7 separate regions of the Homo sapiens genome follow, and all the other regions are linked to region 2. Evidence: chromatin contacts called from ENCODE Hi-C or POLR2A ChIA-PET data. All regions are on one chromosome and are shown on one strand. The core of a region is the stretch at or near the end of the contact, and the rest is flanking DNA. Distances in the headings are between cores, read along the strand shown. Region 1 holds the start of DOLK (dolichol kinase). Region 2 holds the start of SET (SET nuclear proto-oncogene). Region 3 holds the start of CIZ1 (CDKN1A interacting zinc finger protein 1). Region 4 overlaps DNM1 (dynamin 1). Region 5 holds the start of IER5L (immediate early response 5 like). Region 6 holds the start of DOLPP1 (dolichyldiphosphatase 1). Region 7 holds the start of MIR219A2HG (MIR219A2 host gene).

Evidence for each region. Hi-C counts contacts between places; a loop is a spot of excess contacts on that map. ChIA-PET counts read pairs that join two places held with the same protein, here RNA polymerase II (POLR2A). Pooled maps may share reads with other maps.
Region 1: a loop to region 2 is called in a map of heart right ventricle, with 2.3 times the contacts of the local background. The contact joins the promoter of DOLK here to the promoter of SET in region 2. A Hi-C loop is called at or near these places in 3 of 168 maps with a recorded cell type or tissue (B cell, heart right ventricle and naive thymus-derived CD4-positive, alpha-beta T cell), 7 of 37 single-sample maps with no recorded cell type and 16 of 50 pooled maps. POLR2A ChIA-PET finds 5 or more read pairs at or near these places in 7 of 52 experiments (A549, B cell, HCT116 and 4 more).
Region 3: a loop to region 2 is called in a map of K562, with 5 times the contacts of the local background. The contact joins the promoter of CIZ1 here to the promoter of SET in region 2. A Hi-C loop is called at or near these places in 1 of 168 maps with a recorded cell type or tissue (K562) and 6 of 50 pooled maps. POLR2A ChIA-PET finds 5 or more read pairs at or near these places in 1 of 52 experiments (Caco-2).
Region 4: a map of K562 shows a loop between it and region 2 (2.6-fold over the local background). The contact joins the enhancer-like site here to the promoter of SET in region 2. A Hi-C loop is called at or near these places in 1 of 168 maps with a recorded cell type or tissue (K562) and 6 of 50 pooled maps. POLR2A ChIA-PET finds 5 or more read pairs at or near these places in 2 of 52 experiments (K562 and OCI-LY7).
Region 5: a loop to region 2 is called in a pooled map, with 9 times the contacts of the local background. The contact joins the promoter of IER5L here to the promoter of SET in region 2. A Hi-C loop is called at or near these places in 5 of 50 pooled maps. POLR2A ChIA-PET finds 5 or more read pairs at or near these places in 2 of 52 experiments (OCI-LY7 and activated B cell).
Region 6: a loop to region 2 is called in a pooled map, with 10 times the contacts of the local background. The contact joins the promoter of DOLPP1 here to the promoter of SET in region 2. A Hi-C loop is called at or near these places in 4 of 37 single-sample maps with no recorded cell type and 10 of 50 pooled maps. POLR2A ChIA-PET finds 5 or more read pairs at or near these places in 4 of 52 experiments (CD8-positive, alpha-beta memory T cell, GM10248, HEK293T and 1 more).
Region 7: POLR2A ChIA-PET joins it to region 2 with 10 read pairs in WTC11. The contact joins the promoter of MIR219A2HG here to the promoter of SET in region 2. A Hi-C loop is called at or near these places in 1 of 50 pooled maps. POLR2A ChIA-PET finds 5 or more read pairs at or near these places in 2 of 52 experiments (BJ and WTC11).

What each region holds. Positions count from the first base shown.
Region 1 is chr9:128,945,489-128,948,917 of GRCh38, reverse strand. DOLK (dolichol kinase) reads left to right here and starts at 1,315. Exons shown (of 1, transcript NM_014908.4): 1 at 1,315-3,388. The coding sequence starts at 1,615. The coding sequence ends at 3,231. NUP188 (nucleoporin 188) reads right to left here and starts at 1,219. Exons shown (of 44, transcript NM_015354.3): 1 at 1,167-1,219. The coding sequence starts at 1,198. RefSeq lists enhancers at 1,100-1,149, 869-1,430, 1,500-1,569, 1,431-1,992, 1,993-2,555.
Region 2 is chr9:128,687,285-128,690,471 of GRCh38, reverse strand. SET (SET nuclear proto-oncogene) reads right to left here and starts at 1,250. Exons shown (of 8, transcript NM_003011.4): 1 at 817-1,250. The coding sequence starts at 889. RefSeq lists silencers at 381-500, 881-1,790 and an enhancer at 2,077-2,953.
Region 3 is chr9:128,189,475-128,192,995 of GRCh38, reverse strand. CIZ1 (CDKN1A interacting zinc finger protein 1) reads left to right here and starts at 1,424. Exons shown (of 17, transcript NM_001131016.2): 1 at 1,424-1,564; 2 at 2,134-2,308; 3 at 2,552-2,667. The coding sequence starts at 2,139. RefSeq lists an enhancer at 1-386 and silencers at 1,274-1,441, 1,229-1,668.
Region 4 is chr9:128,248,436-128,251,971 of GRCh38, reverse strand. DNM1 (dynamin 1) reads right to left here. Exons shown (of 22, transcript NM_004408.4): 19 at 3,219-3,389; 20 at 1,616-1,857; 21 at 1,032-1,247. Among named protein-coding and RNA genes, the nearest start is that of MIR3154, 5.2 kb to the right of the region's middle. RefSeq lists silencers at 1,076-1,165, 1,176-1,675 and an enhancer at 1,846-1,985. Within about 2 kb of position 1,756, at least 9 of the 41 ENCODE cell types and tissues checked have a DNase peak (open chromatin) inside an H3K27ac peak, as active enhancers do.
Region 5 is chr9:129,176,694-129,180,131 of GRCh38, reverse strand. IER5L (immediate early response 5 like) reads left to right here and starts at 1,871. Exons shown (of 1, transcript NM_203434.3): 1 at 1,871-3,438. The coding sequence starts at 2,080. The coding sequence ends at 3,294. RefSeq lists enhancers at 63-986, 987-1,910, 1,648-1,942 and silencers at 1,667-2,046, 2,277-2,616.
Region 6 is chr9:129,079,253-129,082,550 of GRCh38, reverse strand. It overlaps DOLPP1 (dolichyldiphosphatase 1), which reads right to left and starts at 1,440. Exons shown (of 8, transcript NM_020438.5): 1 at 1,344-1,440. The coding sequence starts at 1,419. RefSeq lists a silencer at 1,013-1,742.
Region 7 is chr9:128,391,200-128,394,850 of GRCh38, reverse strand. MIR219A2HG (MIR219A2 host gene) reads left to right here and starts at 1,350. Exons shown (of 1, transcript NR_186569.1): 1 at 1,350-2,840. It overlaps MIR219A2 (microRNA 219a-2), which reads left to right and starts at 2,137; the gene lies at 2,137-2,233. It overlaps MIR219B (microRNA 219b), which reads right to left and starts at 2,230; the gene lies at 2,143-2,230. URM1 (ubiquitin related modifier 1) reads right to left here. Exons shown (of 5, transcript NM_030914.4): 5 at 2,835-3,651. RefSeq lists an enhancer at 1,112-1,817.

The sequences.
Region 1 (3,429 bases), core at 66-2,565, 260 kb before region 2:
CTGTCTCTACTGAAAATACAAAAAATTAGCCAGGCGTTGTGGCGGGTGCCTGTATCCCCAGCTACTTGGGAGGCTGAGGCAGGAGAATGGCATGAACCCGGGAGACAGAGCTTGCAGTGAGCCGAGATCGTGCCATTGCACTCCAGCCTGGGCGACAGAGCGAGACTCCGTCTCAAAAAAAAAAAAAAAAAAAAAAAAAAAAAAAAGTGGGGAAAACACTGCTGGCACAGGGAAGGATAAGAGACGGGGATGTTTAACTTTGAGGGAGGGTGGTGGGAAGAACGAAGACCTTCGAGCTGCAATGTGGAAGACAGAAGGAGGCGTGGTGGTCTGGTTATAGCACTGGAGGTACGCAGACTTCAGCTTGAAGGCTCTCTTTATCACTTGGCTAGCTCTGAGCCGGACTTCTGAGTCATCTGTGAAATAGAAGGCGCCTCTCGGAGTTGCGAGAATTGAATGAGATAACTCCTGGGAAGCGCTCCACCAGGGTCTGACGCTAGAAAGCACTTTGTCAGAATTGTAGTTTTCGTATATAATATTTCATCTTCTTGTCCCTAAAGCCTAGTTCAATCCCTGAAATCTCTTGGAGGATTTGGACATGCTGGCTGACTTGATTCAGTGCAAGAAAAGAACGATACGAGGCGCGGAGAGGACAGAAGCCGCAAGCGTGGCTCCGCTCAACGCGAAACAAAATCCTAACAAGAACAGATCGCGGGAGAGGTCGGGGAGCCAGCAGGGCGCACTCGACGCCGGGGCAGGACACTGGGAGCCTGCAGCAGGGACGTGGGTGGGGGGTACCCCAGGAGACCGCAAAGCTCCCCGTGGCTCGAGGGAGCGTCACGGCCGGAGAAGGAAGCGCGGGTGGGGCGCCAAGAGACGCGTCGGAGGTGAGAGAGGAGGAAGGCAAAGGGCCCTGGGTGAGGAGATGGGAGGCCGAGCGCGGAGGGAAGGGGTGAAGAGCCGGCCCCCCTCCTGAAGAAGACTCTTCAGATCCCCGCGCGCGGGGACCGTTTGGACGTAACCGCCTCCCGTCTCGGTGCCCGTCCATCCAGCCGGGGTTGGCCCTGCCACTGTCGCCACATCCCGCCTCCAATTCCCGCCCCGCTTCCGCTCGGCTTTGACACCGCGCTTCACAGCCACCCCGGTCCATTCGACCCGCTCCGCACCTCACACACGGCCCGCCGGCGGCCGCCGCCATCTTCGCGCGCCCGCTCGCCCTAACCCCGCCCCCAGACGCCATGCCCACGTGACCGCTCGCCCCCGGACCCGGAGCGTGGGCGGGGATTTCGTCACGTGACGTTGCCGCGGGGCGGTGCCAAGATGGCGAGGCCCAAAGAGGTGAGGAGCCGGCAGCGGGGGCGGCTGTAACTGTGAGGAAGGCTGCAGAGTGGCGACGTCTACGCCGTAGGTTGGAGGCTGTGGGGGGTGGCCGGGCGCCAGCTCCCAGGCCGCAGAAGTGACCTGCGGTGGAGTTCCCTCCTCGCTGCTGGAGAACGGAGGGAGAAGGTTGCTGGCCGGGTGAAAGTGCCTCCCTCTGCTTGACGGGGCTGAGGGGCCCGAAGTCTAGGGCGTCCGTAGTCGCCCCGGCCTCCGTGAAGCCCCAGGTCTAGAGATATGACCCGAGAGTGCCCATCTCCGGCCCCGGGGCCTGGGGCTCCGCTGAGTGGATCGGTGCTGGCAGAGGCGGCAGTAGTGTTTGCAGTGGTGCTGAGCATCCACGCAACCGTATGGGACCGATACTCGTGGTGCGCCGTGGCCCTCGCAGTGCAGGCCTTCTACGTCCAATACAAGTGGGACCGGCTGCTACAGCAGGGAAGCGCCGTCTTCCAGTTCCGAATGTCCGCAAACAGTGGCCTATTGCCCGCCTCCATGGTCATGCCTTTGCTTGGACTAGTCATGAAGGAGCGGTGCCAGACTGCTGGGAACCCGTTCTTTGAGCGTTTTGGCATTGTGGTGGCAGCCACTGGCATGGCAGTGGCCCTCTTCTCATCAGTGTTGGCGCTCGGCATCACTCGCCCAGTGCCAACCAACACTTGTGTCATCTTGGGCTTGGCTGGAGGTGTTATCATTTATATCATGAAGCACTCGTTGAGCGTGGGGGAGGTGATCGAAGTCCTGGAAGTCCTTCTGATCTTCGTTTATCTCAACATGATCCTGCTGTACCTGCTGCCCCGCTGCTTCACCCCTGGTGAGGCACTGCTGGTATTGGGTGGCATTAGCTTTGTCCTCAACCAGCTCATCAAGCGCTCTCTGACACTGGTGGAAAGTCAGGGGGACCCAGTGGACTTCTTCCTGCTGGTGGTGGTAGTAGGGATGGTACTCATGGGCATTTTCTTCAGCACTCTGTTTGTCTTCATGGACTCAGGCACCTGGGCCTCCTCCATCTTCTTCCACCTCATGACCTGTGTGCTGAGCCTTGGTGTGGTCCTACCCTGGCTGCACCGGCTCATCCGCAGGAATCCCCTGCTCTGGCTTCTTCAGTTTCTCTTCCAGACAGACACCCGCATCTACCTCCTAGCCTATTGGTCTCTGCTGGCCACCTTGGCCTGCCTGGTGGTGCTGTACCAGAATGCCAAGCGGTCATCTTCCGAGTCCAAGAAGCACCAGGCCCCCACCATCGCCCGAAAGTATTTCCACCTCATTGTGGTAGCCACCTACATCCCAGGTATCATCTTTGACCGGCCACTGCTCTATGTAGCCGCCACTGTATGCCTGGCGGTCTTCATCTTCCTGGAGTATGTGCGCTACTTCCGCATCAAGCCTTTGGGTCACACTCTACGGAGCTTCCTGTCCCTTTTTCTGGATGAACGAGACAGTGGACCACTCATTCTGACACACATCTACCTGCTCCTGGGCATGTCTCTTCCCATCTGGCTGATCCCCAGACCCTGCACACAGAAGGGTAGCCTGGGAGGAGCCAGGGCCCTCGTCCCCTATGCCGGTGTCCTGGCTGTGGGTGTGGGTGATACTGTGGCCTCCATCTTCGGTAGCACCATGGGGGAGATCCGCTGGCCTGGAACCAAAAAGACTTTTGAGGGGACCATGACATCTATATTTGCGCAGATCATTTCTGTAGCTCTGATCTTAATCTTTGACAGTGGAGTGGACCTAAACTACAGTTATGCTTGGATTTTGGGGTCCATCAGCACTGTGTCCCTCCTGGAAGCATACACTACACAGATAGACAATCTCCTTCTGCCTCTCTACCTCCTGATATTGCTGATGGCCTAGCTGTTACAGTGCAGCAGCAGTGACGGAGGAAACAGACATGGGGAGGGTGAACAGTCCCCACAGCAGACAGCTACTTGGGCATGAAGAGCCAAGGTGTGAAAAGCAGATTTGATTTTTCAGTTGATTCAGATTTAAAATAAAAAGCAAAGCTCTCCTAGTTCTAGTTTTGCTGATATATTTTTTTTTTTATTTTTTTTT
Region 2 (3,187 bases), core at 1-2,500:
AGGTGCCCTTTTGTCCTGTAAAGACTACAAACCCCCTACAAAGCTAAGTGGGTGTGAAAGGGCCAGATCGCGCGGTTCATTTCCGGTAACCATCCCGGATTGGCAGCCCCCCTGCCGAGAGCCTCCTAGGCAGAGGCCAGCTTTCTTAGCCATTTCCAAGACCCCCGATACACTGGTCGCGGCGCCAGGTTTCTCCGCACGCTGGCGCGACGGGGCGGCCGCCCCACGTGGGGAGTGCGCCCGGGCTGGCCAGAGCATCCTCCCGGCCGGCCAAGGCCCAGCGCGCGGCCGCCCGCGTGTTCCCCGCGCCCCCACCCCACCCGAGCTCCAGGCAGAAGCCCCGCCGGGGCCAGCCTCTGGGCGGGGGTGCCGGGGGCGCCGCCGCGGGCCGGGCGCGAAGCGGAACCGCGCGGGAGGTCGGGCGCGGGGCCGCGTCCGGCCGCACCATGTGGCGGCGGCGGCGGCTGATGGGAGCGAGGCATCATGGCGGAGCACAATAAAGAGAGGCTTCTCGGGAGGGAGGGAGGGGGAGGAGAGCGAGGGAGGGGGGAGAGGAAGGGGGGGTCTCCTCCGCCCGCGCCGAGCAGGCCGCAGCGCCCCCGCCTCGCAGCGCGGCCGCCGCGGCGCGGGCCACCCAGGCCCCCAGCCCAGCCGCGCACAAAAAAGGGCGCCGAGTCCGCGGGCCCCCGCCCGGCCGCGCCGCGCCCCCCCGCCCGGCGCCCCCCGCGCGCGCCCCGGGCCCCGCCGGCGGCCTGCGGGCCGGGGCGGGCGGCGAAGATGGCGGCGCGGGCCGGCCCCCGGGCTCGCTGCTCTCACCTGAGGTCTCGTCGGCCCCGTCGTGGTTGGAGTTGAGCTCCTTTTTACTGACTTTGGCCGCCGGCGCCGACATGGTGCTGCTCCGCGGTCGGGGGGGGAGCGGGGAGGGGGAGAGAAGGGAAGGCGAAGGGGGCGGGCAAGCGGCTTCCCCTCACGCCACACGCGCGGGCGCCCGCTCGGTCCGGCCGCCTCCTCCCGGCGCTCGCTCGCTCTCCCTCCCCCTCGCTCGCTCGCGCGCGCTACCCTCGCGGCCTGACGCCGAGGGACGGGCTGGGGCGGCGTGCCGGGCCCCGGCCCGGGCTCCTGTTCGCGGAGGGGAGGCGGAGGCGGCGGCGGCGGGCGGCTCGGCTCCCTCACTCGCGCTCGGCGATCCAGCCAGCTCGCTGCTCGCTCTCCCGAGCCGCCTCCTCCTCCACCTCCTCCTACGGCGAGGGGCGGGCGCAGGGCGCAGGCGCGCCAGGCCCCGCGCGGATGCTCCGCCTCCGGCCGGGGAGGCTCGCGCCGCGGCGCCATTGGCCTGGGCGGCGGGATGAGGGGGCGGAGTCGCGGCGCGGAGACACAGGGCCCGGCGAGAGGTGGGAGGAAGGCGCGCGGCGACGCACGGCCGCCCCCCGCGCCGCGTCCCCTCCCCCGCTCTCCCCTCTCCGGCCCGACCCAGGACACTGGCGCGCGGCAGGCCGGTGGGCGGGGCGTCGCACGGAGGCGCGGGTGCCCCCGGCCGGCGCGTCACGTGGTGAGCGAGCGGCTTCCCTGCTCCGCGGGGCACCGGGAGCGGGGCGCCCACCACCCCGAAAGTGCAGGCCCGGCCTCGTATGGGGGCCCCGAATTCCGCCCGGCCTCTCGGCGCCTTCCACTTCGTGGAGAAAGCAGGGGGCACCCCATTCTGGATGCCAGATGGGGAACTGCCGATCGGACTCAAACTCGGGCTCGTGTGCGAAGCCCCAGGCTGTGTAATCCGCGCGCAGGGCCATTCCTGGGTTTTAGTCCAAGCCCTGCCCAGCAAGCTTGTACCCTTGAGCAAGTCACCCTTCCTCTCTGAACCCGTTTCTGTTATGAAATGATAAAGGTTACGACACTGAAGCCACATTAAACTCGAAGTCCTGTGAAGGCAGGGAGGTACCACATTAGTCCGCGGTGCCCAGCGCCCGCAAGAATCATACTGAGCGTTAAGTGCCAGTTTCAGCAGCGCATGGCACGGTTATCTCACCGAGGCCTCACAACAGCCCCAAGCGATAGGCGGTGTTCTGTTCATAGAGATGAAAGGGGCCAACAAGTTCTACTTGAGAGGCAAAGTTCTGAACCACTAAGGAGGGCCAAAGCATTTTGTTTAAATAATACTTTTCAAGTAATGCGGATGCCCCACATTCTGTCCCTCCAGCACCCCAAGACATGAACCATAAAAAGCCAGAAAAACCCTGATTAGTAGCATTTGTTTGTTTGTTTTGAGACGGGAGTCTTGCTCTGTCCCCCAGGCTGGAGTGCAGTGGCGCAATCTTGGCTCACTGCAAGCTCTGCCTCTCGGGTTCAAGCAATTCTCCTGCCTCGGCCTCCCGAGTAGCTGGGGCTACAGGCACGTGCCACCATGCCCGGCTAATTTTTGTATTTTTAGTAGAGATGGAGTTTCACCACCTTGGCCAGGCTGGTCTACTGACCTGGGGTGATCCACTCACCTCGTCCTCCCAAAGTGCTGGGATTACAGGCGGGAGCCACTGCGCCCGGCCAGTACCATTTGTTGATTTTAGTGATACGCTGGCCAATTTCAAATCCTGGCCATGCAATAGCTCACTCCTGTTATCCCAACACTTTGGGAGGCCAAGGCAGGAGGATCGCTTGGGCCCAGGAATTCCAGGCTTCAATGAGCCCCAATGCAGCCACTGCACTGAAGCCTGAGTGACAGAGCAAGACCCTATCTCTAAAACAAAAACAAAAAAATACCTGAAATCTCTCTTTGGACATTTTTAACCAGAACTTGGGGTTGGAATTCTGCCTTCCAGAACTCACACTTTACCATTGGCTCTTTTTTTTTTTTTTTTTTTTTGGTGGGGGAGGGGACCAAGTCTCATTCTGTCTTCCAGGCTGGAGTGCAGTGGTGCCATCTCAGCTCACTGCAACCTCCGCCTCCCGGGTTCAAGTGATTCTCCTGCCTCAGCATCCTGAGTTGCTAGGATTACAGATGTGAGTCACCACGCCCTGCTAATTTTTGTATTTTTTGGTAGAGACAGGTTTTCACCATGTTGGCCAGACTGGTCTCAAACTCCTGACCTCAGGTGATCCACCTGCCTCTGCCTCCCAAAGTGCTGAGATTACAGGCATGAGCCACTGAGCTCGGCCCACTATCAGCTCTTAAAGCTCAAGCAGCATCTTTCATGTT
Region 3 (3,521 bases), core at 175-2,674, 500 kb after region 2:
AACGCGCTCCGCCTGCCCGGGTCTGCGCGCCGCCAGTGCCCCCGCGCGCCCTGCCCGCCCAACGTCGGCGCGGAAGGCAGGGCGAGGAGTCGCCCAGGCTGTGACACGCACAAGGCAGGGAGCCACAGAAAAGGGAGCCGGAATTGCTACTTAGTCCAGGAGAGGTGGCTCACCCCTGTAATCCCAGCACTTTGGGAGGCCAAGGCAGGCGAATCACTTGAGGTCAGGAGTTCGAGACTAGCCTGACCAACATGGTGAAGCCCCGTCTCTATTAAAAATACAAAAATTAGCCGGGCGTGGTGGCCCGCGCCTGTAGTCCCAGGTATTCTGGAAGCTGAGGCGGGAGGACCACTTGAACCCAGGAGGCGGAGGTTGCGGTGAGCCCAGATCGTGCCACTGCACTTCAGCCTGGGCGACAGAGTGAGACTCCGTCTCAAAAATATAAATAAATAAAAAATAAATAAAAGAATTACTACTTAGTAGCCAAGGATTGTTACGGCGCGGGGATGGGGGGATACAGCGGTTGTTAAGGGGGTTCTTGGGGGCAGGACCATTTTAGGTGCAGGATAAGGGAGCAGGGCTCTGTTTTCCTCTCCTTTTCTTTTTAAAATTTTTACTTTTTTTTTTTTGACAGCTCTTGCTCTGTCGCTCAGGCTGGAGTGCAGTGGCGCGATCTCAGCTCACTGCAGCCTGTGCCTCCCGGGCTCAAGTGATCCTCTTGCCTTAGCCTCCCGAGTAGCTGGGACTACAGACGCCCGCCACCACCCTGGCTAATGTTTGTATTTTTTGTAGAGAGGGATTTCGCCATTTTGCCCAGGCTGGTCTTGATCCTCCAGCCTCGGCCTCCCAGAGTACTGAGATTACAGGCGGAAGCGCCCGGCCCCTAGGGCTATTTTTTGATAATTGGCCTCGACCCTCCTCACCTACTCCTTCCTTAGCCAAATCTACTGAGAAAAGACTTGGAGGGGGACTCTCCCTCCACCCCTCCGTGGGCAAACTCCTGACGGACTGTAAGACCTTGGCCGCCCTCTCGCCTGGCCTGGGTCCCTCGAATGAATGTACATCCGCCAACTGCGCGCCCCCTCTCACCGCAGCCCCGCGCGGGGCCCCAGGATCGCAGGACCGCGGCGGCCGCAGGGAGGTGGGTTGGGAACAGGAAGGAAGTCCCCCTCGATGCCCCGCGGGATGGCTGACCCTTCCGGGCGGCAGACGGACCTTGGTCTCCGAGCCTCCCCTTCGCGATGCGGAGGACGCGGGACAGAGGGTATGAGCCGCCCAGGACCCCCTCGCACCTGCTAGCGCCCCGCAGCCGCCCCCCAGCGTGACTTGTGCACTGGGCGGGCTCGGGTGGCGCGGCCGGAGGCGCCTGGACCTCCCGTCCCCCAGAGGGCGCTGCCCCGGCCGGCCCCGCCCGCATTTGGGCCTTACGAGCCCACAGGCCCCGGAGTAGCAGCGGGGAGGCCGGGAGCCCGCGGGCCGGAGCCGCCCGGCCGAGGCGTGGGGGCTGCGGGGCCGGCCCATCCGTGGGGGCGACTTGAGCGTTGAGGGCGCGCGGGGAGGCGAGGTGCGGGGCCGGGGGCGGCTGGGTCGTGGGGCTCCGCCTGCGAGCTGGCTGTGTCTGCGGAGGAGGCGGCTGGCGGGGTGGGAGCGGGCGGAGTGGGGCGCGAGGAGGTGGCGGTGGTGGAGAGAAGCCGTCCCACGGAGCTCAGGACCACGGTGACCGGGTTGGACGGGTGCCGATGTTATTGACACCCGGGGGCCCAGAGAGGGTTGCGGTATTGAAAAGGGGCTGTGAGTGAGGAAGTGATGGGCGCAGAGAGAGGCTGAGGCTGAGGGTGGGAGGATGGAGCCGCCAGAAATGGAGAGATGGAGGGACTTGAAGGAGGGGCTGTTGGCAGTGTCTGGGGGGCATTGGCAGGAGGGTGGTTGAATCTTGCCCCTAGCAGGACTGGAGGTAACTTGGAAGGATGGGCCAAGCGAGTGTGGCAGGCTCTTGGCAGGACTGGGAATGCAGCTGTGAAGCTCCTCAGCAGTCTCTGCGGGCTGTGGCTGCGGGGAGTGGCGGTGGATGGGAGGGGAGCAGGCCTGACTTATGGTGGGGACCCCTTGCCTCACTCTGCTTTCTGCCCCTAGCCACCATGTTCAGCCAGCAGCAGCAGCAGCAGCTCCAGCAACAGCAGCAGCAGCTCCAGCAGTTACAGCAGCAGCAGCTCCAGCAGCAGCAATTGCAGCAGCAGCAGTTACTGCAGCTCCAGCAGCTGCTCCAGCAGTCCCCACCACAGGCCCCGTTGCCCATGGCTGTCAGCCGGTGAGTTCCCCTCTCGGGCGCGATGGCTTCAGCCTTGCTACTCAGACCCATGTCTCGGAGCTCCCGATCCCCATCCTTTTTCCCAGTGCCATCCCCGTTTGAGTCCTGGAGATCACCAATTCCAGCCCCAAGGGGTCCTCTGTCTACCACAGAGTGGGGCAGAGAATGGAGGTGAGAAGCCTTGGGGAAGAAGGAAGGTCTGACTTTCCAAATAACCCTCTGACACCCCCTCCCAACACACAGGGGGCTCCCCCCGCAGCAGCCACAGCAGCCGCTTCTGAATCTCCAGGGCACCAACTCAGCCTCCCTCCTCAACGGCTCCATGCTGCAGAGAGCTTTGCTTTTACAGCAGTTGCAAGGTATGGATGGCCCCAGGCCTCTTCTCAGTCTCTTTTAGTGGTAGCTCCCTAGCAGCGCATTGCTCTAAATCTCAACTCCACACAGCCACCCTGAGAGGGAGCTATTCTTGGCATCCTAGTTCACTCATGAGGACACTAAGGCTCCAGGAGGTGAAAGTCCCTAAGCTGCTAATTTGAATGCAGATCTGTCTGATTGCAGAGGTGTGTCCTTGGCCATGGTGCTGGCTCTTTGGGCAATACTCAGCACACTTCACTCACATTCAGATTAGATGCCATCTGACAGGTGAAGAAGCTAAGAAGGGAAATCATTTGCCCTGCATCAGCAGTGGCTAAGCTGGGCCGATGCCTGGGCCTCTTGACCATCCAGATGTCTGAGTGGTTGTCTCTAGCCCTGTGCATTAAGTCTGTGGCCTTGTCTCAATTTCCCAATATGGAGAGCAGTCTCAGCTCTTCCTTCCAAGATGCTGCTCCTTTTTTTTTTTTTTTTTTTTTTTTTTTTTTTTTGAGACAGAGTTTTGCTCTGTCGCCCAGGCTGGAGTGGAGTGCAATGGTGCAATCTTGGCTCACTGCAACCTCCGGTTCCCGGGTCCAAGCAATTCTCCTGCCTTAGCTTCCCGAGTAGCTGGGATTACAGGTGCCCGCCACCATGCCCAGCTAATTTTTGTATTTTTAGTAGAGACGGGGTTTCCCCATGTTGGCCAGGCTGGTCTTGAACTCCTGACCTCAGGTGATCCACCCGCCTTGGCCTCCCAAATTGCTGGGATTACAGGCGTGAGCCACTGCGCCCAGCCAAGATGCTGCTCCTGATTCTACTGATAACCCCCTAAGGAGAGGTACAACCATGATCCCATTTT
Region 4 (3,536 bases), core at 507-3,006, 440 kb after region 2:
CATAGGGCAAGCCCCAATCCCTGCCTCATTTTGGTTTATGGGTGCTAGACCGACAGCCCTACCCTCCAGCCATGCAGAAACAAAACAGATGCTATTGTTCTGCTGTGTTCTTCCTTAGAGAATGTGGCCAGTGGAAACAGGGCAGACTGGGAATTGGAGTGAACTTCCTTGAAAGAGAGTCATGGGTCAAGAAGGTCAAGCCAAAGGATGTAGTAGAAAGCTTTTCCCTAGAAATCTTTGGGAATGAAGCAGGCTTCAAGCACTCCCATCCCTGCCCCTGCCGCCACCCCTACCACATTGGTTTAGACTGGGTAGGGCCAGAAGTCGCGGAGGGGGTGGTTGGGGGGAGGAAAAAAGCCATCAGTTTGCCCACGGCCCAGGCTGCTTCCCCAGCTGCTCCTGTCCTAGCCCGGGCCTGGGTGCCATGCTTACACTCTCACACTCGTGTGCACGCCCACACACACATCACACACCTTTCTAGTCACACAGTCACAGCCTGGCCTCTGCTCCTGTGGGCCAGTGGCTGGACACCCCCTGGGATGGCTCAAAGGAGTCAGGGCTGGGAAGTGGGGACATCAGGGTAGCTGAAGGAAATCCACACACTCAGAGCAGATCGGGGTTCAGAGTCAGACCTAAGGTAGGCTCCCCAGGGGCTGGGAGAGGAATTGGACGGAATGGAGGATGGAGGACAGCAAGAAGAAGAAAGGAGGAGGAATGCAACGTGTGGGCGGCCGCCAAGAGTGAAAATAGAGGGAAGCGCCATGCAAGTGCTGGAAAGAAGGGGGCAGGTGGGACGAGCCCCACAGCCCCCTCCCCAGAAACGACCACCTCCGGGACTCAGCGCTCCCTCGGGGGCAGGCTCCGCCAGCCCTCGGCCACACGTGGCGTGGCTCCGGCACCCAGAGTCCGATTGCCTGGGATAGAAACGGCCGGTTCTGGCGGCCAGGTCCGATGCTCTGGAATCCAGCCCCATTTCCCTCCCGGCCACGCCCGTCCGGCAGCCTCTCCAGCCGCATTCAGCCCCTACTCACCTGGGGACCCCGGGCGGGGCGCGGTTGGGGCGCGAGGGCACCTGAGGGGGAGGGCCGAAAGGGTCAGGGGAAGCCCCCGGCCTGGAGGGCACGGGGGGCGCCCCCCCCAGGGCGGACCCAGCAGGCGGAGGCCCAGGAGCAGGGCCCCGCGACCCGGGCCGGGCTGGGGGCACGGCGGGGGCTCGGCGCTGCGGCGTGGGGCTGGACGTGGGCGACCTGAGGGCGACAGGGAGCGAGGAACAAGGAGAGGCGAGATGAGCAGCTCCGCCCACCCAGAGGCCCCGCCCCAGCCCAGTGCTGGCCACGCCCATGCACGCAAGCCCCTCCCTGCCGCACCCCTAAGGCGGTCGCCGGAGCTTAAGCCCCGCCCCCAGCGGCGCCAACGCCCCAGCTCCACCCAGCCTTGCAGCCAGCTCTCCACGGCAAGCCCCGCCCCGCGACAAGCCCCGCCCTCTCTAAGCTCCGCCCCTCGCTCCAGGTGGGAGCCACCCCGGTGACGCGGGCGCGCCACTGCCCGGTCCCGGCATTCCTCCCGCGGGCCCCGGGCTGGGGGGCTTTGGGGCCGTGGGGGCCGGCCCTGGTACCTGCGTCCGGCCGGTACGCTCTGCACCTGCAGCCAGGAGTCGTCCACGGGCGGGGGCATGGGCGTGCTGACGGTGGTCGTGTTGATGTCGCCGATGATGCTGAGCGCCTCCTTCAGTGCGTGGTACATGCGCAGCATCTCGTCGCGCCGCTGTGCCTGCTCCGCCGACTCCTCCATCAGCGTGTTCTGGTCCCCACACGAGTACAGGTTGGCCAGCAGCTCCGAGAAGATGAACTCCTTGGTCTGCGAGTAGGCAAAGAGGGAAGGAGGTGGGGACCTGATGCCTGTGCCGCCCTGGCCGCCCCACCGGGCCCTGCTGGGACTGTGAGCTGGTGTGGCTTTTCAGACGCGGCTCCTACACTGCGTAGACTGGAAGATTCACCTCCCCACCGCGCTTTTCTCACTCAGATGAGGACACTGAGGTCCACAGGAAAAGTCATCTGACCAAGGTCACAGAACCGGGAGGGGACTTAGGACCTATCATGCCACCAGAACTCTTGTCTACTCAGTTGTTTTTTTTTTTCTTCTTCCTGGAGATAGGGTCTCGCTCTTTCACCAGGCTGGAGTACAGTGGGGAGATTACCACTCACTGTAGCCTCAACCTCCTGGGCTCAAAGTTATCTTCCAATGTCAGCCTCTCCAGTAGCTAGGACTACAGGCACGTGCTACCACCAACCCCAGCTATTCTTTTTTTTTTTTTTGAGACGGAGTTTCACTCTTGTTACCCACGCTGGAGTGTAATGGCACAATCTCAGCTCACCGCAACCTCCGCCTCCCGGGTTCAAGCAATTCTCCTGCCTCAGCCTCCTGAGTAGCTGGGATTACAGGCATGTGCCACCACGCCCGGCTAATTTTGTATTTTTAATAGAGATGGGGTTTCTCCATGTTGGTCAGGCTGGTCTCAAAATCCCAACTTCAGGTGATCTGCGCACCTCGGCCTCCCAAAGTGCTGGGATTACAGGCATGAACTACCGCGCCCGGCCAACCCCCGCTATTCTTTAAAATTTTTGTGTAGAGACAAAGTCTCACTGTGTTGCCCAAGCTGGTCTTGAACTCCTGGGCTCAAGTGATCCTCCTGCCTTGTCCTCCCAAAGTGCTGGGATTACAGGCATGAGCCACCGTGCACAGCCCCTCATTATATTTCTTCTTCTTTTTTTTTTTTTTTGAGATGGAGTCTCGCTCTGTCGGCCAGGCTGGAGTGCAGTGGCAGGATCTCGGTTCACTGCAACCTCCGCCTCCTGGGTTCAAGTGATTCTCCTGCCTCAGCCTCCCGAGTAGCTGCAATTACAGGCTCACGCTACCACACCTGGCTAATTGTTCTATTTTTAGTAGAGATGGGGTTTCACCATGTTGGCCAGGCTGGTCTTAAACTCCTGACCTCACGTGATCCACCTGCCTTGGCCTCCCAAAGTGCTGGGATTACAGGTGTGAGCCACCGCGCCCAGCCCCTCATGATATTTCTATTGGACAGCTCTGGTCTGGACCGTGCCTCCCTCCCTGGACCTGGTCCCATAGGGCTGGTTGGCATCTCCCCCAGGCCAACATGGCCACCTGCATCCCCAGTGCCACAGGATTTCCCTGCCCCCATGCAGTGGAGCACGCACATTGTTAATCATGAGGTGCATGATGGTCTTGGGCATGAGGTCCCTCACGGTCTTGTTGACAATGGCCATGTATGAGTCCACAAGATTCCGGATGGTCTCCACTTGCCGTTCCAGCTGTGGGTCCATGGAATGCATGAAGCTGTCGGAGCCATTCTCCTCGGTCTCGCTGGCCTGCCATGGAGAACACAAGGGCATCAGGTGGCCAGGCCATGCAGCCAGGCTCCAGGCATCCCCAGGATCTCAGCCCCTCCAAGGGTACCCAGAATATTGAGGCACAGAGAGAAGCGACTGGCCTGAATACATACCTGGCTCCGCATC
Region 5 (3,438 bases), core at 622-3,121, 490 kb before region 2:
ACCAATAAAATGTAGGTAGGACATCCTTTATCTGAAGTCCCCTGAAATTTCAATCCTGGCTTCTCTGGGAGGAGGCCTGGAGAGGTGCTATTGGTCACAGGGGCCCAAAGCGTTTGAGATTGTTCGAGGGGGCCAAGGGAAGGACACAGCACCAGCCCTGGGGCCATGTGATCTTGGGCAAGTCTCACGCTGTCAGTGTCCGAGTTTCCTCATCGGAAAAATGAAGTAAACACCCGCTAACTCTGTCTTCACTCTCAACGCCTGGCATGGAGTAGATGCTAAGAAACTTTTGCAGAAATCTTGGAAATTCTTAAGACTAAAGAAAGACCCAGAGACCACAGGGTGGGCTACTGGGTCTCTCCACTCCCACCAAGGGATGAAGTAGGTGCTGAGAACTCAGAAGGAAGCCCCAAAAAGCAGAGACTCAGAAGATCCCCTGAGGAGGCGGTGAAGCAGCAGGACGTCTGGTCATGGGCCTCCCCCCTGAGTCCAGCCCCACAAGGTCCACCTATCTCTGGGAGACTCTGCAGACCTCGTTCATCCTTCAGGGATCCACTCATGGACCCTCCTCAGGCAAACCTCCAGACCATTTCCAAGAGCCTCCAGAGCTGTCTGGGCAGCCCCCACCCCAGGCACCTTTGAAACCCCTGGGAGCAGCAACCAGCCCCCTTCAGGCCTCTTGGTCCAGATAGAGCGCCCCCAGGAATCAGCAATCCTGTCCCTCTCTTCTCCCACTGTCTCAGTCCCCAGCTGGGACCTGAAGGGTTCAGGATAAGAAGGAAAGCTGTGTCAACAGAAGTTAAGTCGGTGAGTCCCCGGGCCTTTGGTATTCACCTCCCGTCTCGAGCGCAGGGTCCTGTCCCAGCTCCTAGCTCCGCCCCCTGGGAACTGTGTGGTTCCCCAAGTCACTCCACTCCTCCGAGCCTCAGGCCCCTCCTCTACAAACGTTAGAGTGAGGCATTGGGGAGTTGCTGGGAAGGGCCTGCCCCATATTAGGCCCATAATAATAGTCCCTATTGTCATTATTATTAGTTAGGCACGAAAGGAAAGGTTACAGAGCTGGTGATTAGGGCACTCAGCGTTTCGGCTCCCAGGACGCTTTTGAGCCTCAGCTGGTCGCGAGGTCCACACACTCCCTGGGTCATGCCTGGCCTCGGAACTCTCTCCATCAGAGAAGGTCAAAATTCACGATGTTTTGGTTTTTCCTGTCAGACAAATGGGGAGGACTTCCCTTCCGCAAGCATTCCCAGAGGCCCCTCGACCAAAAAGTCAAGGAGTCAGGCCCTACATTCTCTGCGGTAGAGGGTACCCCCAAAACCTCGCTCCTTTGATGTTCCCCAGTGTCAAGCCGGCGGCTCCACCAGCCTCCTGTAGAGAGGCCTTGACTCCCGCGGGTCACTCGGGGGGGCGACAGGTGCGCAGGTGGAGGCGCCGCGCCGCTGGGGGAGCGATGAGCGGCGCGCACCTGCCGCAGGTGAGGCCCAGCCGTGCGGAAAGGGGAGGAGCCGTCGCCGCAGCACTCAGGTGAGCCGACCCCCGGCTCCCGGGACCTAAGGCGAGGGCAGCCGCGGGCTTCAACGTGGCCGCTGCCAGGCGACCTATGCTGCAGACTGCGGCCCCGGCGGCTCCGAGTCCCGCGCGGCGCGGCAGCCCCAGGAGAACATTCGAGGCAGCAGCGGCGTTGGAGGCCCGGGGTCCGTTCGGTATTTGAATAGCACAAAGGAACCGCCTTGGTCTGATTGGCCAGCCGAGTAGCCCCGGGGCGGGCTGCGCCTGTCACTCAGGAGACTCTCAGAGCTCCTATTGGCTCTTCTCATGTGGGGCGGGGCCCGGGCACCCGGCTAAATAGCTGGGGCCGGGGCCGGCCGAGACTCATTGCTTTGGCGCCGTCTGGGGAGCGCGAGCCCGCGGGTGGCGCGCGGCGCATGGTGGCGGCTCCTTTCGGAGCGCAGCCGAACCTCTGACCCGGACTCCGTTACCCCTGCCCGGCGCGCCCCGGCGGCCGGCTGGAGGCAGAAACAGCAGAAGCGTTAACAGCAGCAGCGGCGGCGGCTGCTCCGCCGCCGTCTCCGCGGGAGCATGGAGTGCGCCCTGGACGCCCAGAGCCTGATCAGCATCTCCCTGCGCAAGATCCACAGCTCCCGAACCCAGCGCGGCGGCATCAAGCTGCACAAGAACCTCCTGGTGTCCTACGTGCTCCGCAACGCGCGCCAGCTCTACCTGAGCGAGCGCTACGCCGAGCTCTACCGGCGCCAGCAGCAGCAGCAACAGCAGCAGCCGCCCCACCACCAGCACCAGCACCTAGCGTACGCGGCGCCGGGCATGCCGGCCAGCGCGGCCGACTTCGGCCCGCTCCAACTTGGCGGCGGCGGGGACGCGGAGGCGCGCGAGCCGGCCGCCCGGCACCAGCTGCACCAGCTCCACCAGCTCCACCAGCTGCACCTCCAGCAGCAGCTGCACCAGCACCAGCACCCGGCGCCCAGGGGCTGCGCGGCGGCGGCGGCGGCCGGAGCGCCCGCGGGCGGCGCGGGGGCGCTCTCGGAGCTGCCCGGGTGCGCCGCGCTCCAGCCGCCGCACGGCGCGCCCCACCGCGGGCAGCCCTTGGAGCCTCTGCAGCCGGGTCCTGCGCCGCTGCCGCTGCCGCTGCCGCCGCCCGCGCCCGCTGCGCTCTGCCCGCGGGACCCTCGCGCCCCGGCCGCCTGCTCCGCGCCCCCAGGGGCCGCCCCTCCGGCCGCCGCCGCTTCTCCGCCCGCCTCCCCGGCCCCCGCCTCCTCCCCCGGCTTCTACCGGGGCGCATACCCTACCCCTTCGGACTTCGGCTTGCACTGCAGCAGCCAGACCACCGTGCTGGACCTAGACACTCACGTGGTGACCACGGTGGAGAACGGCTACTTGCACCAGGACTGCTGCGCCTCCGCCCACTGCCCCTGCTGTGGCCAGGGCGCTCCGGGACCGGGCCTGGCGTCCGCCGCCGGCTGCAAGCGCAAGTATTACCCTGGCCAGGAGGAGGAGGAAGACGACGAGGAGGATGCGGGCGGGCTGGGGGCCGAGCCCCCCGGGGGCGCCCCGTTCGCCCCCTGCAAGCGCGCCCGCTTCGAGGACTTCTGCCCGGACTCGTCCCCGGACGCGTCCAACATCTCAAACTTGATCTCCATCTTTGGCTCCGGCTTCTCGGGGCTGGTGAGCCGACAGCCGGACTCCTCGGAGCAGCCGCCGCCGCTCAACGGGCAGCTGTGCGCCAAGCAGGCGCTCGCCAGCCTCGGCGCCTGGACTCGAGCCATTGTCGCCTTCTAGGGACCCCCGAGGGCACAGGGACCCGGGGCCCCGCGGGGCTGGGGCCAGACAAAGACTCGGCAAAGGGGCGAGAGGAGGGAACGAGCGGGCGCCGGGCCACTCGGGGCTGAGCTGGGGGCGAGCGGGGGCAGGCGGCTGATGTTT
Region 6 (3,298 bases), core at 191-2,690, 390 kb before region 2:
GAGGGGAAGCTGTGAAGGTGCAGAGGCCTTAGCAAGTCTTTCCCCACCTCCAGGCTTTGGCTTTCCTCTTATAAAGCAGCTGGTTTTCATAGTGCAGGAATGCAGGGATATTTCAGGCCTGTTAAGCATTCTAAAAACCAGAGCTAGCCCAGGGCCTAGCACTCAGAAGTGTTCAGTGGATATTGACTGAATGAATGAATGGATGAATGAATGGTAGACAGGCAGGCAGGCAGGGCCCAGGACCTGGCAGGGCCATACCACCCCCAGTACAACCCAGAACACCAGCGTCAACGTTCTTTGGCATTCAGTCCTGGTGCCCTCAGCGGACCCAGGTTCTCACATCTCGCAAGACAGCAGCATGAGCAGGCCCTTCCCAGGCAACCAGGGCTCAATGAGGGGCTCCAGCCTTCCCTGGCACTCAACCATCTTACCCAGGGAGGGTCTTGCAAGGTGGGATAACATTAACTGCAGGTATTTACTGAACGCTTACTGCATGCCGGGCACTGTACTCAGCCCTTCTTGTGCCTCCTGCTATTTGATGCTCATACCATCACCAGAAGGTAAGCACTGTAATCAGTCCCACTTTAGAGATGAATTAACTTAAGCAGAGGCAGGCACCTGCACAAGGCCTCAGCCTCAACTGGAGCCCAGATGGGTCTGACCCCCACGCCCAGGCTCTGCGCCACTCTTACTAGACAGCCTCCAGAACGCCGCTAATGGACCTCTCAACTGGAAAGCCCTGCACTTCGAGAGGTGTGTCTGATGGGAAGCAACAGAAGTCAAGTTCCCGGAGGCTGCCCGCCCCCTCATCGGGTCCTCTCTGTTGTGGAATCGTGCCCTGCTCAGGGCGTGGCACCACAAGTACTCAAAAGCCTGGCTTCGGCTTGCACACTCCCAGCAACGGGGAGCTCTTTCTCTTACAAGCAGCCCAAAGCACTGTTCGAAGGAAACAAGACACTCCCTGCACGCTGGAACAGGAGTGCGGCCTCTCTGGGACAGGGGAGGGCGGGGAAGAAGGGCCAAGGTCCAGGCCAGGGATCTTTTCTCGCCTCACACAGATCCTCAACCCATTTCAGCCCACCGGCGCCCCGGGACCCGGGGGAGCGCCCTGGCCGCGCAGCCGCAGAGTGCGCGAGCGAGCGCCTCACAATTTCGCCCAGCTCATCCTCGCACCACTGCGCCTGCGCGGCGCGCGCGCCGGCCGAGCCCCTCCGTGGTTCACTATTTGACAGTTCCCACCCCGGTCCCCCGGCGCCCCCTCCGCGGGCTCGAGCAGGCCGGAGCGCCCGGGACTGAGAGGCCGTCCCTGGGAAGGCGTCCTTGGAGCCGGGACCGCCTTTTACCTGCAGGATATTCGACGTGGGTGAGGGTCACCGGCCGCCATGAAGCGGGGAGCGAGCACTGTCCGTCCGCTGCCATCTTACCCGGAGACCGGGCTTCTTCGAGCAGCCAATGGGGAGCCAGGGGGGCGGTGGTCCTGACCTATCACGCCGGGGAGGCGCCGTGCACCCAATCGGAGGCCAATATAGGTAGCGGCGCAGCCATTCAGCGTGCAGGCCGTGGGGGCTGGCCCGAGCGGCGAATCAGAGAGCGGGGCCCCTGGGAGCCAACGAGCCGCCCCAGCTGGCGCCCAATCTGGGGCGAGCGCAGGTAGGCATCTGGCCAATCAGAGAAGGGGAGGGTTCCAGCACCGAACAGGGAGCATAACAGCCAATCAGAAGGTGAGGCTGCCTCAGCTTGTGGGCAGGGCGGGCCAATCAGGCGCTGGCTTTGGGGGCGTGTTGAACTTTGGTGGGAGCTTTGGTTCGGCTGGGACCTGCGCCCTGAATGAAGGCTTCCCTGGTACCCCCTGCCGATCCGCGGTCTTGGGGACCTGCGCGTCCGATAGCGCGTGCTCGAAGAGGAGAGGCAACCTCAGCTCCAGGGGGTTTGAACCGACCCACTTTCAGTTACGAGTAAACTGAGACCAGAGAGCAGAGGGGGCTTATTTCCCTCTGCCCCATACTGGCCGGCGAAAGGGCAAGTCACACAGAGCAGGCGACCTTTTTGTCAAAAGTGTGTGGGGCGGGGCGCGCAGTAGGCGCCCTAAACGCTGGACTGAACAGAGAAGCTTAATTGATACTTAAGAGTGGAAGCTTAGCTACAGTTAAGGACTCCTTCCTCCTTTCATTCATTTAATAAAGATTTATTGATTCAGTCACGTCTATGCTACTTAATGAGGCGTCTTGGGAGCATTTCAAACAAGAAGTCGGTTTTCCACCTACCCCTCAGTTTTCCCAAGACATTCCTGCGTGAACAGCCACACCTTCCCACCCGCCTTCACCTCTCCTACCCGACTCTGTCTCTGGCTGGATTGGATTACAGTGCAGGTAAGGTGGGCTGGGAGGGCTCAGCCTCTTGTCTCCTGCCGCTAGCATGTGCTGTTTTTGTCTGTTTGTTTGTTTTTTGAGACAGGGTCTTGCTCTGAGGCCCAGGCTGGAGTGCAGTGGAACGATCTTGCTCAGCCTCCTGGGTCCAAGTGATTCTCCTGTCTCAGCCTCCCGAGTAGCTGTGACTACAGGCGCGCACCACCGCATCCGGCTAATTTTTGCATTTTTAGTAGAGACCGGGTCTTACCATGTTGGGCAGGCTGGTCTCGAACTCCTGGCCTCAGGTGATCCACCTGCCTCGGCTCCCAAAATGCTGAGATTACAAGCGTGAGCCGCCATGCCCAGCTAATTTTTTTTTTTTTTTTTTGAGACGGAGTCTCGCTCTGTTGCCCAGGCTGGAGTGCAGTGGCACGCCCGGCTAATTTTCGTACTTTTCGTAGAGACGGGGTTTCACCGTGTTGGTCAGGATGGTCTTGATCTCCTGACCTCGTGATCCGCCCACCTCGGCCTCCCAAAGTGCTGGGATTACAGGTGTGAGCCACCGCCCCTGGCCACCATGTGCTGTTTTGCTGCGTGGGATGTACTGCCTCTCCTGCCCTACTTTGCCCGGCCCAATCTGGTTCAGGTGTCTCCTCGGCTTACAGGTTTCCACAGTCAAGTGAGGGGCCAGTACTGGGCTCTCACGGTTGCATTTCCTGTCCTTTCTCAGCCCTGACCTCACTGGACTGTAATCGGCTCCCTATCCCTCCCAGTCAGCAGCGGCTCTCAGATTCATGGAGTGCTGAGATCAGCCTGTAGAAAACACAGATTCCTGGGTCACAATGGGGCCTGGGTTGATCCAGTAGGTCTGAGTTGGAGCCCAGGTGTCTGCATTCTTATGTGCTCTGGTGGTTCTGATACAGGTGGTTACAGCCACCACTGGAGAAACC
Region 7 (3,651 bases), core at 101-2,600, 300 kb after region 2:
AAAGAGCTTAGTGCTTGGCACACAATACACTCTTTGCTGTTATTATTACCAAATGGAGCATTCCCAGGAGTTGGGATCTGGTTAGCAGGACTCCCTCCCTGTAAAACCCGGGCTGCAAGAATTACCTCCCACAAGCAACATTCTTTCAACTTTTATAAGAAACTCCAAGAAGTCTATGTGGCTCATTTTAAAGTCACCGGGCATGCGTGCAACCACCCACAGATATTTAATGATTGGTTGGGGGGAGGGCACTGTACTAGGCCCTGGAGGCACAAAGATCCGTAGGACCCGTTTCCTGTCCTAGGGAGGAGACTCAGACAAACCGATATTCACAATTCAGCCGGGCACGTGGCAAGGCCACCCAGAGATTGTGAGGACAGGAGAGCATTTCAGAGCAAGGCAGCTTGGTGTGCCAGGACAGAGGCAGGGGTATTCTGGGTGCTTGGAGAACTCTGGGGTGAATGGAAGGCAGGCTGTATGGGAAAAATGGCCACACACTCCCACTTTAGGGTGTGAGGTTCATTGGGAAAGACAGGCTGGGCTTTGGGGGTGAGAAGCTGGCTATGTATTTACCCAATAGACTGAGAACCGTCTCTGCCAGACCAGGCTGGGGGTGGGGCTGGGGGCGCATTAGACCTTGGACAGAGCCCCTGCTCTCCTGGATGGGTGGACTGTCCAATGGAAGAGACAATGACAAGACAAGCATTCACAGATTCCACGCCCCTCTCACACCCACCTGCTCCCCTCCCCCCACCCTTGCTGCTAGCCCCGAGGTACCCAGGAGCCTGCTGGAGCCTGGGAATCAAGCTCTGGTCCTTGGTCGGGGGAGGGGGCAGGCTCCAGCTCCCGCGTGGGGTGTGGTCTCCAGGGATGGCATCCTCAGCCCAGGGGTGGGGACTGTACCCCCTTCTCCTTTATCCTTCAGCATGGTCTTCTCAGGGGGTGACCCTCTGACTTCCAGACTGTTCCCCCTCACCCTCCAGTGGAAGCCCCTGGGCAGGGGCCTAGGGAGGGGGCTCCAGAGGCCTTTGGTTTCCATGCAGCTGGGAGACAGGGGGTGGGCCGTAAAAGACTCTGGGGTGCCCTGGGTGCTCTTGGAGAGCTCAGCCAAGGCCGGGGCCTGAGTCAGGTCCACGGGAGAGCAGGGCCGGGATGCTGGTGCCTGGCCCAGGAGAAGGGAGGGGGCGATGGGCAAAGGGGTCAGGCCGAGGGAGCAGGCGGGGCATCGGGAGTTGAGGGTGCCGAGTGGGGGTGGGAGGACGAGGGGTCCGGCCGGTGCAGAGGGGGAGGCGGCCCCCGGGGAGGGGCACGCTATGTCTTTAAGAGCTGCCTGAGCGCAGGTTGCAGCTGCCTGGCCAGCCCGAGAGACAGCGGAGATTCATTACCCGCCGACACAATGACCATTGATGGCCCCGTGGCGTTATTCAAATCCAGTACCAATTGCAGCCGAGCCCCTTTCTCCGCGCCAGGCCCGTATTGTTGGAGCGGCCCACTAAAAGCCCGCCCCGGCCCCGAGCCGCCAGAGGCGCCTGCTCGGGTTCAGCCTTGCGCCTCGGCAGCCCGCCGGCTCCCAGTCCGGCTCCACGGGCGCTGCAGGTGACCCGGCGGCGCATTCCAGCACTCCCCGCCGCCCGGGCCACCGCCGCCACCGCCACCGCAGGCGCCCCGGCCGCGACTCAGCCACAGGAAAGCGGAGAGCGCCCGAGCCGGTGCGTGCGCGGGGCTGGGCGGGGGCGGGGGACCCACGAATCCAGCAGCCCGGACCCCGGGCTCGGAAACGCGACCCGGCCTGGGGCTCCTGCCTTCCGGATTCCCGGAGATCCCAGGCTGGGGGCAGGGAGAGGGGAGTCGGGGTTCCCCAGGCCAGACAGAGGAGATTCCCCCTCGACCTGGGGCGGCGCTGAGACCCAACGCGGGCCACTCTGCGGACTCCGGGCCGCGATCGAAGGAGCCACGCCAGGGGCGATGGGGATCCCCGCACAGGGTCAGGATCCGCGTGCTTGCTAGTCCACCTTACCGCCGGATGGGCAGCCGCTGCTGAGCGCCTGCTAGGTGGTCCGACGCGCAGCTCCGAGCTGTCCTGGACTGGCGCTTTTTAGGAGCGAAGGGGAACCCCGCAGGAGACCAGGGCCCTGAACTCAGGGGCTTCGCCACTGATTGTCCAAACGCAATTCTTGTACGAGTCTGCGGCCAACCGAGAATTGTGGCTGGACATCTGTGGCTGAGCTCCGGGCGCAACAGGGGCGGGGGCCCCAGGGACAGGGCTCAGCGCGGGCGAGACCTCTCGGGGCGGCGGCTGGCTGGCCCCAGCGCGAGGATCGCGGTCCCGGCCCGCGCGCACAGAGACGCCGGTCCCTGCCACCAGCGCCGCCATCCGCATCCTCGTCCTTCTTCCTTCTCTGCGGGTGACCAGTCCCGGCCGGCAGGGTCCTTCAGTCGATCGCGTCGTTTTTCCTCCTTTCAAATTTCGGCCGGAACGAAGCCGGCACGCAGCGGCGGGGCCGAATGTGGTCCGCCCTCAGCCCAAGCCGCATGAAGTCGGGGGTGAAAGAAGAGGCCGGCCGAATGCGCCCGCTAACTCGTTTCGCAGTTGTTCTAACTTATCACCCCAATACTCCCTACCTAAACAAAACAAATCCTCAACCAACCCCTAAATCCCAAACAAACCAACCCCTCCCGCAAGCCCCTCCGGACGGACCGATGGGCTGAGCCTCCTCCAGCCGCTGCCAGGGTCCGACGGGCAAGCGTCACCAACGATGCGCTCCAGCCCGGCAATCTCCTCGGCTTTGGAAATAGAATTTGGAAAAACGAATCCTTTTCATTAAAGAAAAATCTTCGGAGATAGCGGGGTTTTATTTGTTTATTTCCTCAAAAGCAGGGATCAGGAGTTGCTTGGGAGAGGGGCAGTTGGGAGCTGCTGGGGGCTGAGCCCAGGTCACCTGTCCCCTGACCCCTTTCCAGTCTAGGGCTAAAAATGACCTGAAATCGTCTGGTGTGCCTTGGACATGGCCAATTTCAACCACAGTGCTTGCACCCCCATGTGCCAAGAAACCCGGTTTTCCCAGCACCTCCTCCTGCCCTACTCTTCAGTATTAATTGGGGTGTGCTGGGAGAAGGGATATTCCACATCACACCTCCCACTCTCTGCAGCCAGGGAAACGGATCCTAGCGCCCAGTTTCCAGGACCTGAAATCTAGTGTGTTCCAATCAGGTGCACTGATGGGGCCGCTCCTGCAGCTCAGGGGGCTGCAGATGGGGAGGGACCTCCAGGTTACAAGAATCGGACAGGCTGACCTTCTAGAAGTGCAGCTGTAGGGAGCTGTTCCAAGTCTCTTGCTCTGTTCCCTAACATGGAGACCCTGACCTCAGGAACTAGTGAGGGTTGGTCACACAGCCTTTCTGGACAGCACTCAGACCCCAACACTGGCCTTAATTTGCACCCAGACCAGCTCCTCCCCATAGTCCCAACACGGCTGCTCCCACTCCACACAAGCCCAGAGGGTCTCTACCTGCAGTAGTCCTGGAGAAAAGCCCACCAGCCAGCAGGTCATCTACCCCCAAAAGAATGATGTGCACACCCCATCCCCCAACACTGCTGGGACAACCTTTTGCCACTTTCATCTCCACAGGGTGAGAGAAATTCCACCTTAA